3 separate regions of the Mus musculus genome follow, and all the other regions are linked to region 2. Evidence: chromatin loops called from intact Hi-C (ENCODE). Cell type or tissue: left cerebral cortex. All regions are shown on one strand. Links, peaks and the distances in the headings refer to the core of each region. The heading gives the core; the rest is flanking DNA.

Evidence for each region. Peaks named below come from ENCODE experiments on the same cell type or tissue, not always from the same donor. Only the 100,000 strongest peaks of a DNase experiment are listed, where the experiment ranks them.
Region 1: a loop joins it to region 2, with 4 times the contacts of the local background. A loop is called at or near these places in 2 of 42 quality-filtered maps.
Region 3: a loop joins it to region 2, with 4 times the contacts of the local background. A loop is called at or near these places in 2 of 42 quality-filtered maps.

The regions. Positions count from the first base shown.
Region 1 is chr10:58,796,934-58,803,740 of GRCm38, reverse strand. No RefSeq gene overlaps it. Among named protein-coding and RNA genes, the nearest start is that of Sh3rf3, 13 kb to the left of the region's middle. In left cerebral cortex, for the core only: no CTCF peak of the experiment used is centred there; DNase peaks (open chromatin) are centred at 2,410, 2,630, 4,159 and 5,412; H3K27ac peaks cover 1,377 bases.
Region 2 is chr10:58,555,449-58,562,255 of GRCm38, reverse strand. It overlaps Ccdc138 (coiled-coil domain containing 138), which reads right to left. Exons shown (of 16, transcript NM_001162956.1): 14 at 179-355. It also overlaps the pseudogene Gm18042. Among named protein-coding and RNA genes, the nearest start is that of Ccdc138, 61 kb to the right of the region's middle. In left cerebral cortex, for the core only: CTCF peaks have their summits at 2,225 (motif pointing left) and 2,931 (motif pointing right); DNase peaks (open chromatin) are centred at 2,228 and 2,953.
Region 3 is chr10:58,808,649-58,815,455 of GRCm38, reverse strand. Sh3rf3 (SH3 domain containing ring finger 3) reads right to left here and starts at 2,097. Exons shown (of 10, transcript NM_172788.3): 1 at 1,330-2,097. The coding sequence starts at 1,881. In left cerebral cortex, for the core only: CTCF peaks have their summits at 2,955 and 3,154 (motif pointing left); DNase peaks (open chromatin) are centred at 2,187, 2,690, 3,105, 4,188 and 1 more place; H3K4me3 peaks cover 2,467 bases; H3K27ac peaks cover 1,555 bases.

The sequences.
Region 1 (6,807 bases), core at 1,732-5,731, 240 kb before region 2:
GGTGACTGAGATCACAGGCACACATGTCTGGCAGAGGATACTGGTTGGTCTTTGCTGGGGTCACCAACTGACGGAGAAGACATGCTGCCTCATAGAGTGGTGGTATTTTTAGCATGAAGTCTTCAGGCAGTAACTACATAGCTAACTGTGCTAGTGCATTTATAGTCGTTGCTGTAAAAAGCCAATCTCAAGTTTTCTGGAATTTATACTAATGCAAGTTGATTCTGAATCCTTGCTAATTTGGGTATCATGGCTATTTTGACACAGCAGGGTCTACAGCCTTGTCCTGCTACTGCCTGGAACCTCAGCTTCCCACAAGAAACTGAACACATACACAGACCAGGCCATGTGACACTGCTACTCTCTTCTCCTAATGTGAGCTAGCCGACTAGTGTCACCTGGATCCAGGAAGGCACACACAGCTACCTCCTAAGACAGCTCCATAAACAGAGGCAGAAGTAGGAACTTCGAATCCGATGAATCAGATTGCACACTGCTCACATTGGTTAGGAAGTTGGATCAATAATCTTTAAGGACCCTGCAATGCTAAGGTTCTATACTTCTAGCGATATCATCTTTAAATTCTAAGCACACCCAAGATGGGGCGGGGAACTGGAAGGACATGCATGCCCTTTGATACTAAGCATTATTTTTAGCGGATGATGAGATGGCTGTGTCTTGTGATTTGGGAGAGAGCTCCCAGATACTGTGCTCTTGTTAGGAACATGGTGATGTTGGAAGGATGCTAAATTTCAGTGACAAGAAATTCTGACTGCAATAGTGGCTCAGAGACTTATAGTTCCGGGCACCTAACTCTGGAGCAGCTTTGCCTACTCACAAAGCTAGTTTTGCACGTCAGGAAGGTAAACGGAAGCCATGCATCCCAGGACGATGAACATCCGGACAACTGGTCAACTAGAATTGTACTTACAATGTACTAACTTCTGCTTTGTGGATGTGCCTATGTGTGTTTGACCCCAGTATATCCTCTGTAACCTCCAGCAATGTGTGAAGAGAGATCTAGAGATGGAGGTGAGATAGGAAAAGTGCCTCTAAGAGCTGAAGGGAGAAGCATGTGGGGCCCCCTCAGAGGTGAATGTCTTCTATTCACTTCTATTCTACTCAGTCTGTTCTAAACAAGACCTGGCACAAATCCCAGGGTTTTCGGATCTGTACTGAACTTCCCATATTTGGAATAGCAGAATCTAAAGATCAAGAGTTGTTTTTATAGCAAGAAGAACATAAGGGGAAATGGAAGAATTGCTGCATGACCATTATCTCATGGAGAGAAAATTAATTCAGTGTCCTTTTAACATTACATAATTGCAGCTGAATTAGTGCAACCAAGTCTTAATGTATTGGTTTAAGTTAAATGTAATTTTTATCACATTTATGAAGTCTTGTTTTACCTATAAAGGATGATGGAATAATAAGTATTCATATCGTATAAAGAGAATGTATAATTTTATTAGTCAGCAAAGCATTGCATTTGATGAAAACAATTTAATTTAATTTAATTTGCAATAAATAACTGGTTGTTAACACTCTGTTGGTATTCTTGGACTTCCTGTGTCTGCGTGCCTTTGAGTAATGGCTTGCCTGTGTTTACCTGGGTTATCTATAATTAAATACAAAAGCCATTTCAAAATGCCATTAAAGTTCTGAGTTAAATTCACATTTGCAATGAGATTCAGACTCGGTTCCCTCTTTGCTTTTAGCTCCCATAGTTACCCGTACCTTGTATCATAGGGAAGGGAGCATAGGGTTAAATCCTATGCAATGAAGTAAGTTTCTGAACAATTATTCCCAGTTTTTAGTAACAAAACAACAAACCTCAGAAAGGTGCCTGTGCCCTTCAGGTTAATTTCTTCATTCATTCATTTCTTACAGCCAGGCACATTCAGTCCTGATGCCTTTGGAGAACCTGAGGCTACACAGATAAGAATACCTGGTTTGCTCTACTCTACTTTCCTCCTCTAGGTAGATTGCTCTATTAAAAGACACCTTTACAGACCAGGTTAGCACATTTTGACCCAGGTCGGCAATCTTGTTCAAAAGCACAATGCATATCTTAAATCTCTTTTGTTTTTGTTCCCAACTGGTGGTTCCTAGACCCTTCATCGGGGAAATGGGTATGCACAATGGCTCCCTCGTACACAGAAAGCACTTTGAAGAGTATCTAGCAAACAGCAAGCATTTTGATACCTGTAACCTGTTTTCTAGCACATTTATAATGGCTTCCATGTTAAGGCTCTCACCAAAGCTAGATCTGAGCTGCCTGCCTTTCTTTGCTTTGCAAGCTGCTGCCTTCCGGCCCACGACAGCTGCCCCGCCGGCCCCCAAAGCAGGCTGCTAGGCATTGTGGGCCTAAGCCCAGCACAGCGAATACATAGCTGGTCCTCCATAAATAATTCCCTCCTTCCCTCGGTCACGCAGCTTGCAGGGGTGCTCTTTTCGCAAACCATTTCTGCCCCCACCCCCCCAGGCTTCGTCCCTTTAAAAAGAGCTGAGTGTTTCACGAGATTCTTCGCTGTGTTTATTCTGCTTGGCCTTCGAAGTCGTGTTCCCTCCCGAACTCCATTATTAGAACAAAGCAACACGTTAAGTAATTACCGAAAGGCTTTGGTTTCGCTCAGCGTCATTGTTACTTCTTAACACGTCTCCCAAAATGAAAAGCTCTTGAATGGCTTTTCTCAGCTGACAGGCTCGCCCACGGGCTCTGATGGGTTTTGAGAAACTATAGCTCCAGATCTCTACAGCTATTATTCTTGACTCCAATTGTCGAGTCAAGTAAGGAAAAAAAAAAAAATTAAGTGCTCCTCTACCTTCATTAAGCCATCGGGGTATTTTGTGATCAAGAAAACTTTAGCAGGATATTTCATTTCACTCTGAAGAGCTTTTATTTTCATTTCATTCTTTTCTAATTTTACTTATCCTTTCACAAGCCATGCTTATTTGCATTTCTAATGTATCTTCATCGTCTGCCCCCCATTATCTCTCATCTGTTTCCCCTACCAGTGAACCCCCTCTTCATTTCAGCCAATGCACCCACCCCCAGTTTCAAGCCTTTAGTTTGTTTATTTTCGTGACTTTACGCACACTTCACTGTGCTCTGTAAAATCCGAGATCCGAGTTATCAACAATTACCCATCTCATGCCCTGTTTGTGAGCCAGGGGATATGCTGCCCACCAGTATCAGTAGCCCTAGTGACCAGGAAGCTGGTCAGCCTGATGTGTGCCTATGACAGTGTTGTTGAGCACATGTACGAGCCCATCTATGATAGCTGTGTGATACAGGGACTCCAAATTTCCAAAAGGAGATGCGAAAGACCAAACAACCATAAAAGAACCCTTCCCCATCTTAACAGGCTCTTTCCCAATTTTTCAATCGTTCTTTTGTCTAATCTACCTCTAGATCAGCTGGCCAGTAGTAGTGTGGTGAATTTGCTGAAACACATGAACCCATGTGCACACATATACACACGAAATCCTGGTTCCGCTTGAAATATAGGAAGCTAAAGAGGGAGTTCTGCATTTTAACCACGAGGCCACAACAACAGCTAAATAAGCAACAGGGTTGTGTGTCCTGGGTCCATAAAAGGTTCAAGATGTAAAACAGGCAGATGGAGCACTGTCTTAGGAAGAACAGGCTCACCAAGAAGAGATGGCTCCAGCATTGGCTAGCCTGGGGCAGGTGCTAGCCACTTCAGCAGTGCTGAAGGTGAGCATGAGCTGCCCAGAGTATGCAAGTCCAGGGGCATTCTGTCTGTTTGAAGACACTCTTCCGTCTTAGTCAGGGTTTCTATTCCTGCACAAACATCATGACCAAGAAGCAAGTTGGGGAGGAAAGGGTTTATTCAGCTTACACTTCCACATTGCTGTTCATCACCAAAGGAAGTCAGGACTGGAACTCAAGCAGGTCAGGAAGCAGGAGCTGATACAGAGGCCCTGGAGAGATGTTTCTTACTGGCTTGCTTCCCCTGGCTTGCTCAGCCTGCTTTCTTATAAAACCCAAAACTACCAGCCCAGGGATGGCACCACCCACAATGGGCCCTCCCACCCTTGTTCACTAATTGAGAAAATGCCTTAGAGCTGGATCTCATAGAGGCTCCTTACTCTGTGACAACTCCAGTTGTGTCAAGTTGACGTACAAAACCAGCCAGTACACTCTTCCAACCTCCTATTATTTACACAGTAGTGACAACAACCCTGGGGAAAGGGTCCCGGCACTGCAGCCACCAAGGAAAGGACAGTAAGCATGCCTGAGTCTTTGTCCTATCCAGGCCCCTCTCCCTCAGAGAAAAAGCTTTGACTTCTTAGGCCAGGGCAACACACTTGGTGGTACTCGGTGTCCTGGCGTAAATCCCACTATAGCTATGTCACAAGAACTAAAGTCCTCGTTGATGGTGACACAAGACCATCCCCATGCCAAAGGGGCACAGTCCCTATGAAGATGGCCTCTGTGGAATCACACTGTCCCCACTACTGGCAGTCAATAGCCTGCAGGGCTGGTGACAGACTCCTTGTGGCCCAGAGGAAAAAAAAATGAAACTGAGAGAGAAGCCACCACGGAGAATAACCTTTTGAACAATCTCTCCAAACATAGGATAGCACCCTAGGACTCAGAGCACTGCCCAGGGAGAGATCCCAGCACCAATAGCCCATACACAGTTCCTGTTCAGGTTACCTCTCTTTGTCTTATCTGTGTATATGGATCTAAGGCAATTCGCTAAATAAAACAACTTTGAAAATCCAAACATACAAAAATAAAGCTAGAGAAACAAGTCACCACAAAGAAGAAGTAACAACAAAATCTGACAGACCCACAGTAAGGATGTGGCTGCTAAGAGTATACCTTGCTTGTCAGACCCCGTGAGGCATAAAACTATATTTTTCCTTGGGAAGTCCTGAAATCTTATTTTCTTACCTTGTATTGAATGTTAATCTGAAAATTTGCATTTAATTGTAAAATAATCATTTTTAATTGTTGCTGTCTTTAGAAGATTTGGTTCTCATTTTTTTCTTCCTAGTGATTTTTCATAAGCTTTTTGTCCTTAATACTTAGAAAACGCCATGACTAGATGATGTTTGTGTTCGTGTGTGCGCGTGTGCGTGTGCGTGTGTGTGTGTGTGTGTGTGTGTGTGTGTTTGTGTTACATACATGGGCACACATGGATGTAAGTAAACACTTCAGCCGCACAATTATACCTGTAGACATCAACCTTAGACCTCCACATTCCATGTACACCAAGACAAATAGAGTCATGGACCACATAACAAAGTTCTATTATATGATGGTAGTCATATGAGATTCCAATGAAGCTGAGGTTTTCCTGTTGCCTGGTGACTTTGTAGTCATGGTAACATTGTAGCACATTACTCTTTAGTCTACTGTAATGCTGGCATAAACAAGCTTACCGCACTGCCAGCTGTACAAAAGTGTAGCACATATAATTATGTTATGTTCGCCACACTCCACAGTGATAGCAAATGACTCTGTGATTGGCTTAATGGATTGACTGTGAGGCTCTTTAGTCAATGTTTTAGAGTGTAGTTTTACTTATAAAATAAAAGCCTAGTGCAAAGTAGCCTCCACCAGCGTGCCAGCTCAGCCTCACACATCATGTGATCACTGAAAGTCATGGAAAGACCACGAAAGAGAATGGCCTCCACCTTTGAGTCTGTGTAAGTGCACCTAGATGCGTGCTCAACAATGACCTGGCCTAGTGACACACTGCTTGGAATACAGATCCTTTGCTAATTGACACAGGATTTTATAAAGACCAAGAACTATTCATAGAAGTCTTTCAGAAAGAGCGGGGGCGGGGGGGGGGTGTGGAAACCCTCACCTATCACTTCTTCGTGGTTCCTTTCGGCCATCTGTGTCCTCTCTCAGACTCCCCCCCAGGCAGCTGACAGTTCTCTTATCTGCTACTTTCTGCTTCTCAAGTAGAGTGACTCACAGTGGAGAAAAGGCAGGCGCGGCTTTGGACATCTGTTCTATAGCCAGCTGACAGAAGCCCACAGGAGCAGTGGAGTTTTGAACCCAGCAGGCTGAATGCACCTGTGGGTTGAGCTCATGCAGGTAGTAGGACGCGCTGCCACACTGACAGTGCTTGCTGATGGTGGACTGGCTTCATCTCCACAGAGGTTCACTTAGCCACAGAGGTAATTGATTACCCTCCTAATCCTCATCGAGTGTCTTCATGGTTCCTCTAACTTCAACCATTTCTACCCATTCAAAAAATCTCAAACCAAAACCCAACACTGCACAAAAGACCCCAGAAGCACATGCTACACTTAGGCACAATGTTAATACAGGTATTTGCCATTATGGTCTATAAGAATTTGATCTTGGGTTGGAGAGGTGGCTCAGTGGTTAAGAACACTGGCTGCTCTTCCAAAGGTCCTGAGTTCAGTTCCCAGCAACCACGTGGTGGCTCACAACCATCTGTAAGGGGATCTGATGCCTTCTTCTGGTGTGTCTGAAGACAGCAACAATGTACTTACATAATAAATAAATAAATCTTTAAAAGAAGAAGAAGGAGGAGGAGAAGGAGAAGGAGGAGAAGGAGGAGAAGAAGAAGAAGAATTTGATCTGATTAGGATATTTGAAACAACTTAATCTAAGAAAAAAAACTATCTAGGAAAACAATGTTTATAGCCAATCCTTTTTTTTTTAAACTATGGGTATAGTTTATAATTTAGGTATAGTTTAATAATAGTTTAAAATTGTAGGTACAGGTTACTATAGGTAACCAGTTATCTTGATTAAAGTAAAAAACAACAACAACAACAAAACAAAAC
Region 2 (6,807 bases), core at 1,300-5,299:
GGCACAGAGGAGGGCAGGGGGCTGGGGCACACAACAAGGTATGACACGTGTGTCAAGTTGCCAAACAGCCACCATTTACAGCACTGTGCAGAAGTGCCTGGTGTATGAGGTTAACACGTTCTGATCAGAGGGAAACGCAAGCATCATTTCTTTACAGACATACAAGATAAAAACTTACTTGACTCTACTGTCATCTGAAGCAGGCTGTCGATGACATTGGATAAGAGCCCTTTACTGGATATTCTCAGGTGTTTTAGGATTACTGGAATGGCTTGGTACTCCAAAAATAAGGTTTTTCCTTCATCTGTCTTCAAGTCCAAACAAAGGGAGTCAAACGCTTGAGCTAGGTAGTCAGCTAGAAACAACACAAACAATCAACCGCCTGTGCGTCAGTTATTCAATCAGAAACAGAAGGCTAAACAAAAAGAACCATCACTTTAGTAAAATAAAAATATAAAAGAATTAAATAACAAGAGGTCCTAAGTTTAGATTCACCCCCCTCACTGAACTCTATGGAACAGGAGAGAGAAAAGGCAGTCCAATTACAACGGCATAAACTCATTTAGCATATTCGTATTTCAGTATTAAAATAAGCCCCACTGAGCAATGGTGGCACATGCCTTTAATCCCAGCACTCAGGAGGAAGAAGCAGGCAGATCTTCGTGAGTTCAAGGCTAGCCTGATCTACAGAGCAAGTTCTAGGACAGCCAAGGCTACACTGAAAAACCCTGTCTCAAAAACCAAAATAATAATAATAATAATAATAATAACTCAATTTTGTTTTTTATACTAAAAAAGGAAAAGTAATGATATTAATTATTATTAAATAGTAGTATTATTATTTACATATTATTATAATTATTATTAAATAGTACAATAGTATACATTGCCGTATTTGGTTATAATAACCACATACTTTTATGAATTTAAACAATATTAGTATTTATATCTTTTTTTAAAGATTTGTTTATTTTATATATATGAGTACACTATAGCTGTCTTCAGACACACCAGAAGAGGGCATTGGATCCCACTATTGATGGTTGTGAGCCACGATGTGGGTGCTAAGAATTGAACTCAGAACCTCTGGAAGAGCAGTTGGTGCTCTTATCCACTGAGCCATCTCTCCAGCCCAGTATTTGTATCTTTAAAATAGCTTCTAAGGTCATATACCTTACTACTGACTTCTAAATGCCCCCTCATTTAAAACTGTCACTATACACAAACTTGCTCAGTGAGTTTTAAACAAGGATTTCTGTCTCTTACTAAAGAGCAAATATCACACCATTCAAAAACAATTTCAAAAAAACCGGGCTATCCTCTGGTCCACTACATTCTGTAACCCACCCATTATTATGAAAGACAGCAAGATTTTACCAAGACCAGAACTAGAATGGCTCTTAGAGAGCAGGCTGCTGGAGGAAAAGGCCAGTGTAACCGTTGTCTTATACAGCCATGAACCTTACAAGCTACAATACCAATCTGTTAGGCAAGCTGTGCCCACTGAAGCAACAGCGGCCTGACTGTCATGCTCTGGTGAAGTCCCTAAGTTCAGTGCCCAGCTGTGGTGTTGGGTGGCTCACAACCCCCTCTAGGCTCCAGTTCCACAGGAACGGACAATTCTGGCGCCCACTAATAAAAACTAAGGAACACTACTGTCATACTTAATCTTTTACTTATAAATGAAACTCTGCAAACAAATGCATACGAAGCAAATGGCTAGGTTCTATTCCGAGCCGCCTGGCTCCCAGCTCTCGTTTGTGTATGTTCCCCTGTTCATGTCCATGCAGAGGACAGACACAGGTGTCTTTCTGTCCTGTTTAAAAAAAAAAAATTAAAATATAATTATATCATTTTCCCTTTCTCATTCTTCCCCAAACCCCCATGTACATCCCCACGCTCAAATTCATGGCCCCTGGCCTCTTTTTTCTTTGTTTTGAGTTGGGTCTCTCACTGAACTTGTTCTCAGCATTCTGGTTACACAGGCTGCTGGCCAGTGAGCCCAAGCATTACACCTGCCTACAGCCCTCACTGCTGGGGTCAGAGATACACACTGCTGTGCTCAGCTTTCATATGGATGTTAGAGACCTAACCTCAGGTCCTTACGCTTGCTCAGCAGACACCCTAGGCACCAAGTCATCTGGCAGGCCCAAACGTTTTTTAAAAAGCAACAATACAGATATACTAGAGAAGCCTGCTGTCTTCACAGAAATAAGCTTCACAGCAGCGCCCTCTACTGTACTTGAGATTACCTGCAATGGCTAGCAGGATTAAGTGGAGTGATTATCACAGGGCTGTTTGTTAATAGTCTTACTGTGTGAGGTCTGCCTGGTCTGAAACATCATGTGTAGATCAGGCTAGCCTTAAATGTGCCTGAGTTTCTCTAGAAACTTGCCTTGGTTTCTCTAGAGCTGATTGTACATGTTCGCCACTGCATCCAGCTTCATGGTACTTTTTTTGTTAAATATTTAACTTACAAACTTAAAAAGACCATCCATCTTTCTTTCTTCTTTCATTCCTTTTTCTTTTTCTTTAATCTTTTGGTCTGGTCTTTTGCTTGTATATTACAGTTTCTTATTTTTGTGTTTTTATGGTGTGTGTGTGTGTTTCTTGTGCTAATTCTTTCTATTTAAAAAATTTGTTTTGTTTTGGCTATTTGTTTTCTAAAGAGAAACAGGAGTAGAGTTAGGTTAGTGCAGAGGATCTTGGAGAAGATGAGGGAGAAGAAATCATGATCAGAATATAGTCAATGAAAAAATTATTTTCAATTTTTAAAAATGAGGAAAAAGTTGTCTCTTAGCAGTTTTCACAGGTAGAAAATAGTATTTGTTTTTTTTTTTTTTCAAAAGCGGTCTTATCTTTTGAAAAGTCTTTATTTACTTGTATATGTATATGTGGGGAATAGAGGGAACGTGTCCATGAATGTGGTGCCTGAAGAGGCCACTAGAGGGTGTGCGATCGTCTGGAACTGGTTACAGGTGCTGTGCGCTGCTCAACAGAAGCCAATCTGTTTATCTCAATCATGGTAGATTTTTTTTTAAAGGTGAGAAATTCTCTGCAGCGACTCCTATGAGGAAGGAGCTCTGCTGCCAGCTCTGACCCCTGCCGAACCTGGTGACTTGGCCAGAGCACACTAAAACTGATGTCTTGTGGACAAGCACCCAGCCTCAGGGGCTTCTGAGTCTTCTGGAAGATCCAGAATAGATCCCACGATGAGAGGAAAATCAGTGCAGAAAAGATCAGGGAGCTAAGCCCAGCTCAAATTCCCAATGCAGGGGCCTGTAAGCCAGTAAACTGAGTGGATTGTTAAAAGATTTCGTCTTGTTTTCTGTGTATGTGTGCACCACATGCATGCCTGGTACCCACAGAGAAAAAGGCATTGGATGCCCTGGAGCTAAAGTTAGAGGCAACTGTAAGCTATCCTACCTGGGTGCTGGGAACCAGACCCAGGTTTTCTTTTTTTTTTTTTTTAAAGATTTATTTATTTATTTTATTTATTACATGTAAGTACACTGTAGCTGTCTTCAGACCCTCCAGAAGAGGGGGTCAGATCTCATTACGGATGGTTATGAGCCACCATGTGGTTGCTGGGATTTGAACTTCGGACCTTCGGAAGAGCAGTCGGGTGCTCTTACCCACTGAGCCATCTCACCAGCCCCAGACCCAGGTTTTCTGTAAGAGCAGCAAGTACTCCTAAATGCTCAGTCACCTTTCAGCCCCATATATGTTGTTTTAAGTTACTTGCTTGGTATTTTATTATATCAAAAGACAGCTAATACAGTCTAAAAAAAACCTTAATTAGGATCTCAAGTAAAACCAATTCTTAAAAATTAACAATGTCTATTGATAATAACAATTGCCTAATTAAGAACATACTATATGACAATCTTTGCTAAACTTTTACATTAATTCTTTCATTTAAGCTTTTAAAAAGTAAACTAGAGACAGGTAATGGTGGCACACGCCTTTAATGCCAGCACTCGGGAGGCAGATGCAGGTGGATTACTGAGTTCGAGGCCAGCCTGGTCTACAGAGTAAGTTCCAGGACAGCCAGGGCTAGCTACACAGAGAAACCCTGTCTTGAAAAACCAAAGGGGGAGGGGAGGGAAGTAAACTAGGCCAGTGTTACACATGTATAACCCCCAGGCCTTGGGACAATGAGGACAAGGATCTAAAGTTCCAGATGAGCCTTGACATACAATGAGATGTCTCAAGCCCACCTGTCTAAAATATCATGATGGAAACTGAAAAAGACATGATCTGCCCATGTCAAAAAGTAGTGGGGCGGGTCAGAGTGAGCTAGCCTGGAGAGAAGAAAAAAGTGTCTGAAGACAGCTAGAGAGAGAGATGGCTCAGTGGTTAAGAGCACTGACTGCTCTTCCAAAGGTCCTGAGTTCAAATCTCAGCAACCACATGGTGGCTCACAACCATCTGTAATGAGATCCGATGCCCTCTTCTGGGGTGCCTGAAGACAGCTACAGTGTACTTACATATAATAAAATAAATAAATCTTTTTTTAAAAATTAAGTTACCTGTGGTGCTGGAGGGCTGGCTCCACAGCTAAGAGCACTTGCAAAGGACCCAGGTTAGGTTCCCAGCACCCACATAGCAGCTCACGACCACTTGCAACCCAGTTCCAGGCGACCCAGGACAGATCTTTGGACCTCCATGGGTACCAGTCACATATATGCACACAGGCACAGCATTCATACATTCAATAACAAGAAATCCTCTTAAAACCATGAAAGATAAAGGACTGACATAATTTTAAAACAGTAAGAGAGAAATCATCTAGCAGAAAAGAGATCAAGGCTATCAACAGAAAAACCTGTAGAAAAGAAACTGATAAATTACATACATGCAAAAGGTTGGAGTGGTGCTACACCTCATTAAGTTCCAGCACTCACAAGGCAGAGACAAGAAAAGCTCTGTGAGTTGCAGGCTAGTCTTATCTACATAGTTAGACCCTATCTCAAAGACAAACCCAAACAAAGTCATTATATGAAGTCATATTTTCATTAAATAAGACTGGAAAGTACTAAAAAAAAATCAGTAACCCTAAATGCTGGAATGGATGGTTCAAGAAATGGCACCACACACACACATACACACAGATACCTACACACACACACACACACACACACACACACATATATATAAAACAGACATACATACTTACACACACATGTACATGCACACCACATACACAGAGACATACACACACACAAACACATGTACATGTAGGTATACACACACACAAACACTCCCCAGACACCAATACATATCATACACCCCACACACATCCACATACACACATCCACACACATATACAAAACACACAAACATATTTACACACACACACACTAGAGGAAAGGATATAATAGTCTCACTTTTTGAAAAAGATGGCAATGTCTGCTAAAATTAGGATGGCATATCCTTTCATACATCAGTGTCAAATTGGTTAGTTTATTGTACATTTTAAAAATGCTAAGGCATGTATATGTCTATGTTAATATTTGCAGTGGCAAATATAAATGAATGAAACATTCCATTGATATCATGTTTAAGTGCTGACTGGCTAAAAAGTTGTGTGTGTGTATGTGTTTTTTTTTTAAAGATACACAGACCACTTTAAAATAACAGACTTAGTCTATACATATGGATCTGAAGTTAAATAAAATACATTTGTGATTAAAAGACATGGGCTCAGCATGGATGGGAAAAAGGTAGGCTACAGAATCCTACACCTAGGTAACTAGTGGCAACTGAAGGAGAGGATGTGGCCTGGGAAACCACTCACATTCCAGGAGATGGCTCTGCACCCACACACATTAGGGCAGCACTAAGTGAACTGGGTGAGTTTTAAAAGAAGAATTCATGAAGTTGATGGGAGACGTGGTAAAGTATAGAGGGAAAGTCAGGAATGAGGCATAGATTTGATGAAAGTACATTATATGGGTATATGGGGAGAGGCTAAGGAGGTCCTGGCAGGTGACCGCTGCTGGCAGAGAGAGGGACAGTCACTTTTCTTTGAGGAGTGGCCACTGATAGGTTGGTTACCCAGGCCTCAGTGGGCAACTCCACACCCATGCACATCTGGGCACTCCTACTCTGATTCAGTGTGTTATTTTTTTTCCAGCTTTTAGAAACTTTCTTTCCCTCCATCATCCTTCCCTTTGCTCACATGTGTGTAGAAAAGCTCATGACCACTCAGTGGCCCGTATGTGGGGCTGCTGACTAGTCCTCGGGGGGACAGCTGGGCACTCAGTAGAGTCCTCAGTAGAGATCTCTTGGAGAGGCACAGAGAGTACCTGCACACCTTCAGACCACTGCTGAGGAGCAGTGAACTCAGGAGCTGGCATAGTTCATTCACCCTGATTCCACTTCTCAGTGGTGGCTTGCTTTTTGTTCTCCATCTCTTCAGGGTTTCTGTAGAGGAAGAGACTGGGCGTGACCGCCCACGGGTGCCCACAGAAGAATACACACAACTTCCCAAGTCAGGATCCACTGCATCAGACCCACTGAGTGAGCCCCCTTTTGTTATTGCTTGGGGTAGCACTGTCCACTTAGTGCAGAGCAGAATCTGTGTTACCCAGAGCGTGATAAGCAGGTTGGCATAAGATGGGGGCTGGTAGGATCAGTGGCCACCAAAAGAGGAAGCTCCATAAAGGCTGTCTGGATCTGGTTGGTTAAAGTCCCAGGAATGAAGGAGGCAGCAATTGGAGTGGCCCTGGTGACAGCAGCAGCAAACAACAGCATGGCTTGCTGGCTAGTGTTCCCAAAGAAGATGATGAAGCCATCCGCAGG
Region 3 (6,807 bases), core at 1,585-5,584, 250 kb before region 2:
AGGTGGAACAACATTATGAACTAACCAGTACCCCGGAGCTCTTGACTCTAGCTGCATATGTATCAAAAGATGGCCTAGTCGGCCATCACTGGAAAGAGAGGCCCATTGGACACGCAAACTTTATATGCCCCAGTACAGGGGAACGCCAGGGCCAAAAAGGGGGAGTGGGTGGGTAGGGGAGTGGGGGTGGGTGGGTATGGGGGACTTTTGGTATAGCATTGGAAATGTAAATGAGCTAAATACCTAATTAAAAATGGAAAAGGAAAAAAAAAGAAAAGTTTCTGAACTTCCAATGAAGCAAATGGCTAGATTTAATCACAATTAAAAGCCAAATTTCAATTTTGATCCTTCAGTGACCATCCTAAGAAGGCATGCATACTCCTTGCATGTCTTTGCCGACCCTCTCTTCCTGATCCATAGAAAACTCAAATTCAGCCATCCACAAAACGTCCTCCAGCAAAAACAGAAGTCGTGAAGTCTATATAATGCGGCCGTGCTAAATCTAATAACGAAAATTAAAAACAACTGTCCACCTGGGAAAGCAACCCTGCTTAAGAGCCCACAAGCAAAGCTTGACTAGAGAGTGCCAAGCCTAAGAGTAAGACAGAGTAAGTGTTCCTGAAGATTTTAGGCGAAGTCCTTCTTTCTGGGGCAGCTGTAGTTACTCTCCGGGCAATGTCTGCCACTTTGCCCTCTCCCCTGTCCTCCACGGCTAAGCAGCAAGAGACTGCTAACTCCCGGTCAGCGATCAGAACCAGTGAACCATTAAGCAATAAGTCCCCAATTGGTGGTCTGAGAGGGAAGAGCAGGACTGAGGAGGTGTGGCAAAAGATGGTTGTTTCTGGAGAATTGGAGGGGTGATCAAAGTTAAAGATAGATGAGTGGATGGATGTATGGATCAACAGACAGACATACAGGACCGGCCAGCCTAGTCAAAATGGAAGTGGTAGAGAACGGCAGGACAGATGGCATGTCCACCTAATGAGAGGATGGGTTCTGCCTCACATATGAACAGGTTTGGGGGAGAAGATGTAAGGACTGAGCTTGGAAAGCGACTTAAGGTGCCCACAAGAAGTTTGAAGTAAGGATGTGGGGCAGAGGAATGTATGTGATGGGATGTAGTCAAGAACTGGTAAAGTAGGAACTGACAGCTAGGCAGAGTCCCTGGGAAACAGAGAAGTTGTTAAAGAAGAATAAAACAAACGAGTGGGCCACGGGGATCCACGGCTAGTCCCTCTACTTCTAATCACAAACTACTTGCACATACACGTGCGGACAAGCTTACACATTCCCACACAGTGGCGCCATGTCACTGGGATACATTCTTACCTTAGCCACTGGCACACTCCTATTAGTCGCCACGTCGCACAAACTGGAGGTAGAGCTGCCTGCGGCCGCTGAGAGAAAGACCGGAGAACACGGGGGACTGCCTGTCGCCCCTCCAGCGCCACCAGCGAGCGCTGAGAACGTACCGGGGCCCGGGCGCGCGGGAGGGCTGCTCCCCGGGCTGGCACCCGTGCGGGGCCTCTGGCGGATGCCATCCAGCAGGCGCACTAGCAGTATGTTGGCGGGCAGCTCGTCCACACCGCAGCCCACCAGGATGCGGCACTCGGGACAACGTAGTTCGTGGCGCGAGCACACGATGCTCTCCAGACAGCGTCGGCAGAAGGTGTGCTGGCATGGCAACACCTTGGCCGTAGTGTCCAGGCGCTCCAGGCACACAGAGCATTCCAGCAAATCCAGCAGCGATGATTCGTCCATATCCTCTTCAGTCCTCGCCTGGGCCCCCCTCTGCTGCTCACCCTGCCTGTCCTCGCCCTCGCCCCGAGCTGCGGTGGCCGCCGCCTTGGACGCGCACAGCCAGGACGCCCCAAGCAGCATGGGGGAGGCGCCAGCGCGGGCCCAGCGAGCCGCCTAAGTCTAGCAGCCAGAGCCCGGCCCGCCGAGGAGAGCGGGCATTTGCGCCTAGCCCGGGCAGTCGCCGTCAATAAACAGGGTTCGGTCCCCGCGCGGCGCGTGCTGACAGCCCGAGGCACTAGCCTCCACGATTTGCAAAGTGACACGCCGAGCCTGCCCGCGAGGCAGGCACCGGAGTTCCGGAGCCCCGAGGCAACTCCAGCCAGCCGAGCCCAATCAGCCTACGCGCGCGCACCGCCGCTGCGGGCAACACCTGTGCTGCCGCGCCGCCCGCGCCCGGGAGCCCAGCAGCGGGGAGTGCAGGGAGAGGCCGGCCAGGTCCCCAGGGAGACCGGGGCGCGGCGTGCACGCTCCCCCGCGCCGCAGGCGAGCCGCACCGCCCCCCTCGGCGCCTCCATGCGCCCTCGGGCTGCCAGAGCACCGCCGCCTTGCTCAACTAGCTCAGCCGGATCTCGTCCCTGGGTCGCGGGACCATGTGCGGGGGACGCGCAGAGGTCACAGTCACTGCGGGGGTGTTGGGAAACGGACACCTCTCCTGCCTTGGAGCTTCTCCCTTTAGGCCACCTCCGGGGCTCCGGAGAACTTCCCCTGCGCAGGCTTGGCCCTGTCCCCTCTGGACGCCAGACTCTGGATTCTCCGCGAGCTTCAGGAAGGGACGTTTCTTCTCAACGCCTCCGCGAAGGAAAGTTTGGGAGCATCATCCCGACTGCTTTCTTAGCCAGCGCTGGAGAGCAGCCGGAGGACGCATCAGACACCCAGGCATCCTTCTGGACGACTCCAGGGAGCACTCTTGCTTGTGTCCCCTCTCCTGCCAGCATGCCCAAGTGACAGCTGTGGGTATAGGTGCGGGGGTGTCCCTTGAGGCGAGAAGGGAAGTCGCTGGAGATGGCCGGGTCGGGGGCTGCCGGGGCCGCGACTACTCCTTCGGGAAGCCGGCTGCCCTCTCCAGAATCACTGATGTGTGACTGACGCCGCCGCCCACGCGCCAGCACACCCTGGCCGAGCGCCGCGCCCCTGGCGGCGCGGTGAAAGACTCCAGCGCCCGCTCTGGTGAGCTCTGATGAACCCAGCTCCAAATATTCCTCGGGAGGCTCAAAAGAGGGGGAATGTGCGCTCCTTCCCGATGCCCGGGGTTCTGGGAGCGTCAGAGCGACGGAAGTACGTACGAGGACCTGGAGCAGCAGGGAAGTTTGGCGGTGGGCTGCGGTCGGTGTACAAGATTTCTTACCGTGTGCTGCCCCCTGGTGGGCCCCTCGTGTTCCCAACGCTCTCGAGCCCCGCACAGGCAAAGGTCCAGAAAGCTGGATGATGCACAGCTGGGAGATGCCAGGGCAAGCATCCAAAGTGGTGTGGATGCCCCTCCTGCCGGTTGGGCTGCCCTGTTGTTTGTGAAGCTGAATGTCACTTTTCTTCGTTTTTAGGGAGAAAAAAATTTTGCTGATACTTAAATGCCAACATAATATCTGCATTGTTTTAATGCTCTTAAACAACCCTGTGAAATAATTGCTTTAACTTCATTACACGGGTAAGGAAATTGATTCTCATTATTATGAAGCCATTTTATTAAATGTGGTTTTTGTGACCACAGAACCCAAATGCAAAAAGACCACATGGTAGCAGAGCGGTTGCCTATAAGCCACGTGTCCCTTACAGTGTAGTAGTATCTTCCACACGGCGTGTTTAGTAAATATCCATTGAATGATCGAAAGAGTGACTTGATCTCATCCAGTGATGATTTGAATGCAGTATTTAGCACCCCAATTCCAGATATCCTGAGTTCCTATCAGACTGCTAGTCTCTGGAAATTCCCAGGAGCATAGAGTTGTCCCAGCCGATCTCTGTATCATTTACACAAGTATTGGCAAGGGTATAAGATAGAATTGTCTGTCTATGTCTATTATTGCCTATGTCTGTCTATTGTCTGTTATGAAGGGGGTAGGGAGGTGAGTGACTTTTGCTCAGGAACACCCAAGGGGAATTGTGAGAGGGTCCAGAATGCCTGATTTATGAGTGGTGATCAGGACCCGGGAAAGGGTGTGTGTGCAAAGAACAAAGAACAAAGTTGCTGTCCATGATGATATAGCCTGAGTGCTTTTGGATGCAAGAGAGAAATAAAGCTTAGGAGAATTTTAAAAGGTGCAAAATAAAAGTAATCTTAGGGGACTACAGGCTAAGGGCTGGGGCAGACTAGTGCAGGCAGATTCTCCTAAGCCATGTTCTTCCCCTGTATATGTGGTGGCTTCCTCCTTCCCTCCACCGTGCGCTGGGCACCAGTCACCGCATGATAGAAAATATGACTGCCGCTTGTACTGGATCCAGCAGTATAGCATGAAATTAGCATCACCCACTGACAAGATGGGCATCTGATACTTTCATGGTCTTACTAGAAGTTTGAAAGTCCTGTAACCTAGCCTGAGCTAGCAGCAGCTGTCCTCTGAGGTGGTGTCTATAGAAAGAAGCAAAACCGTATGAAATCTGGCAGCACCCTTGGAAGTGGCACAGAAAAGGAAGTATGGTTCCCAGAACAAGCATCTAGGAAAGCAAAAAGATGTCCTGAGAGCCCAGGACATGTCTGTCCTCTGAGTCCCTCATTATGTACAACCACAGTGAAGATGGATAAATGAAAAGCTACTGGACCCATAGTGCCTGGGTTTCCTGTGATCCCGGTCAGCCCCAGCACCCACCACAGCCCACTCCCACAGTTGTCAGCCCCAGTTGCCAAAGTCGAGTGAAGGCTGGGCGGGGCATGCAAATCAGGTCAGCAGCTAGATTCCACCCTGTGATGTGCTACCTGCACCTTCCAAGGGAAGACGACTCCTTGACAGTGGCAATCTCTCATTCACTGTTCTGAAGAAACGATGTCAAGTATTGCGACATCTTCCTGTCTTTTAAGAGAATTAGAGGCCTAACTTTCTGTAAGTATGTTGAACAGTCGACAAATAATTCTGTTTTCAAATTCAACCAAAAATAAATATGTGACTAAATTAGCCCAAAGAGCTCCAGTTCGCAAGTTCTGGTTGAAGTATTCCAGTATAGTCTGAAAGAAAAAAAAAACTCAAGGGTGTGGCCTAAATAGTTGAAGCATTACGAATACAGTTTTAGGTTTCTTGGCTAAAGTTTCACATGTTCAATAAGCCAAGTATGTAAGTCAGTGATGGACGAGCTGGCTTTGCAGCCATTCATATAAAAATAGCTGGGAATTCAGTCAACCACCAGAATACTGTGAGCCAACATGTGTCGTCCATCTAGCATTGGCAGTAGAGGAAAGTCATGAAGTCTTCAGATGCCTGAATGTAAGGTTACAGGCTGTGATACAGGAGGAAAGAGTCCCATCAGACCTCGGACTTGTCAGATCTCATTTGCAAGATTGTTTCCAATTCTGGGAACCAGAAAGTGGTAAGGAAGCTGGAGGCCTGAGCCACGGAGTTACAAGGGACAGAAAGAAGAAGAAGGAGAAGAAGGTGAAGAAGAAGAGGAGGAAGGAGGAAGAGGAGGAAGAGGAGGAGGAGGAGGAGGAGGAGGAGGAGGAGGAGGAGAAGGAGAAGGAGAAGAAGAAGAAGAAGAAGAAGAAGAAGAAGAAGAAGAAGAAGAAGAAGAAGAAGAAGAAGAAGAAGAATCTTAAAGGCAGTGGAGTGGGGCAGCTGTGCAGCTTGTGGCTACCAAGACGCTAACACCTTGGTTCTTACATTCTCCACTTGGTGCTAGACAGGAATTTGTTTTTCCAGTGAAAGAGGGGAGATGTGACTTAGGCTCAGCCAATCTAACGGTGTTTCTCCAACCAGCCATGCTCTGACAGGTGGCAGGAGGGGTTTAGATGCAGCCTCCAGAGCCACCGACATCACAAGGCAGGAGACCGGCAGCGCCTGCTTGATTGCAGAAGCATTCAACTGGCATCTCCAGGCCGTCCGTGACTGTGGTGATGAGCTCAGCTGTAGCCTCCATTGCTCTGCCGGCTTTATTGATCATAGAGCTGTCTCCACTTTTTAAAAACAATTCCTTTCTCTGAAATCATCCCAAGCTGCCATTTGGCATTTGTGACTGAGAATTCTAGTTGATACCTGTTTGATTATCAGCCAGAGACCAATGAAAGCACCCAACTGAGACAGTGGTCACTGTGTTGAAGTGCAACAGTAGGCATTTGGCCTTTCTGCTGAAAAGACACCCAAGTGATCTACTTGATGAATGAATGAATTAACAGCATTTCTTCGATAAATGTGCCCCCCCTCACTTAACCAGATGCTTTCAAGAGAGCAGAGCTGACCATACAGACGAGCTGTGTAGATCATGAGTAGAATTTGCCTCACGGATACAGGAAGCCCAGGGCAGGTGTAGCTTCTACAGAAGGGATAATTAGACATTTCATCTCCTTAGAGGTCTGAGGCCTTCGAAATCCCTGGGGTTGGATAACATATTGGAAGGAAATGTTTGCTTCATCTTGTTAATTGTAAGTATGGTAGTTAATTTAGATGGATTGAGAATTAGAGTGGTGATAACAGATTAGTTCTCTACGTGTCTGAGGGTAATTCCACAGGAAACACGTGAAAGGTGGTAGCCAGAGTAGTCTATACCTCCATGCGCGCCACACGGACCAATCGCCTTTGGTCCCCTATTTAGAAGGGAAAATAGGATGCCCCATCCCTTCTCTCCTAAAAATTTCCTCATCCAGCCCTTGATCATCAAAACTCTAGGTTCTTTGCCCGTCATACTCCAGCATACCATGCAACCAGTACTGGCCTTGAACCCACAATCCTCCTGCTTATGTGTGCCACCATGCCTGGCTTCGTAGATCTATTGGTTACATACTGTGTTCTCTCTATGTCCCTGTTACATGCCTACTGAAAGTCCTCAGCGTTCCTCCCAAGCTAACTGCTTGATCTCCACCCCTCCTCT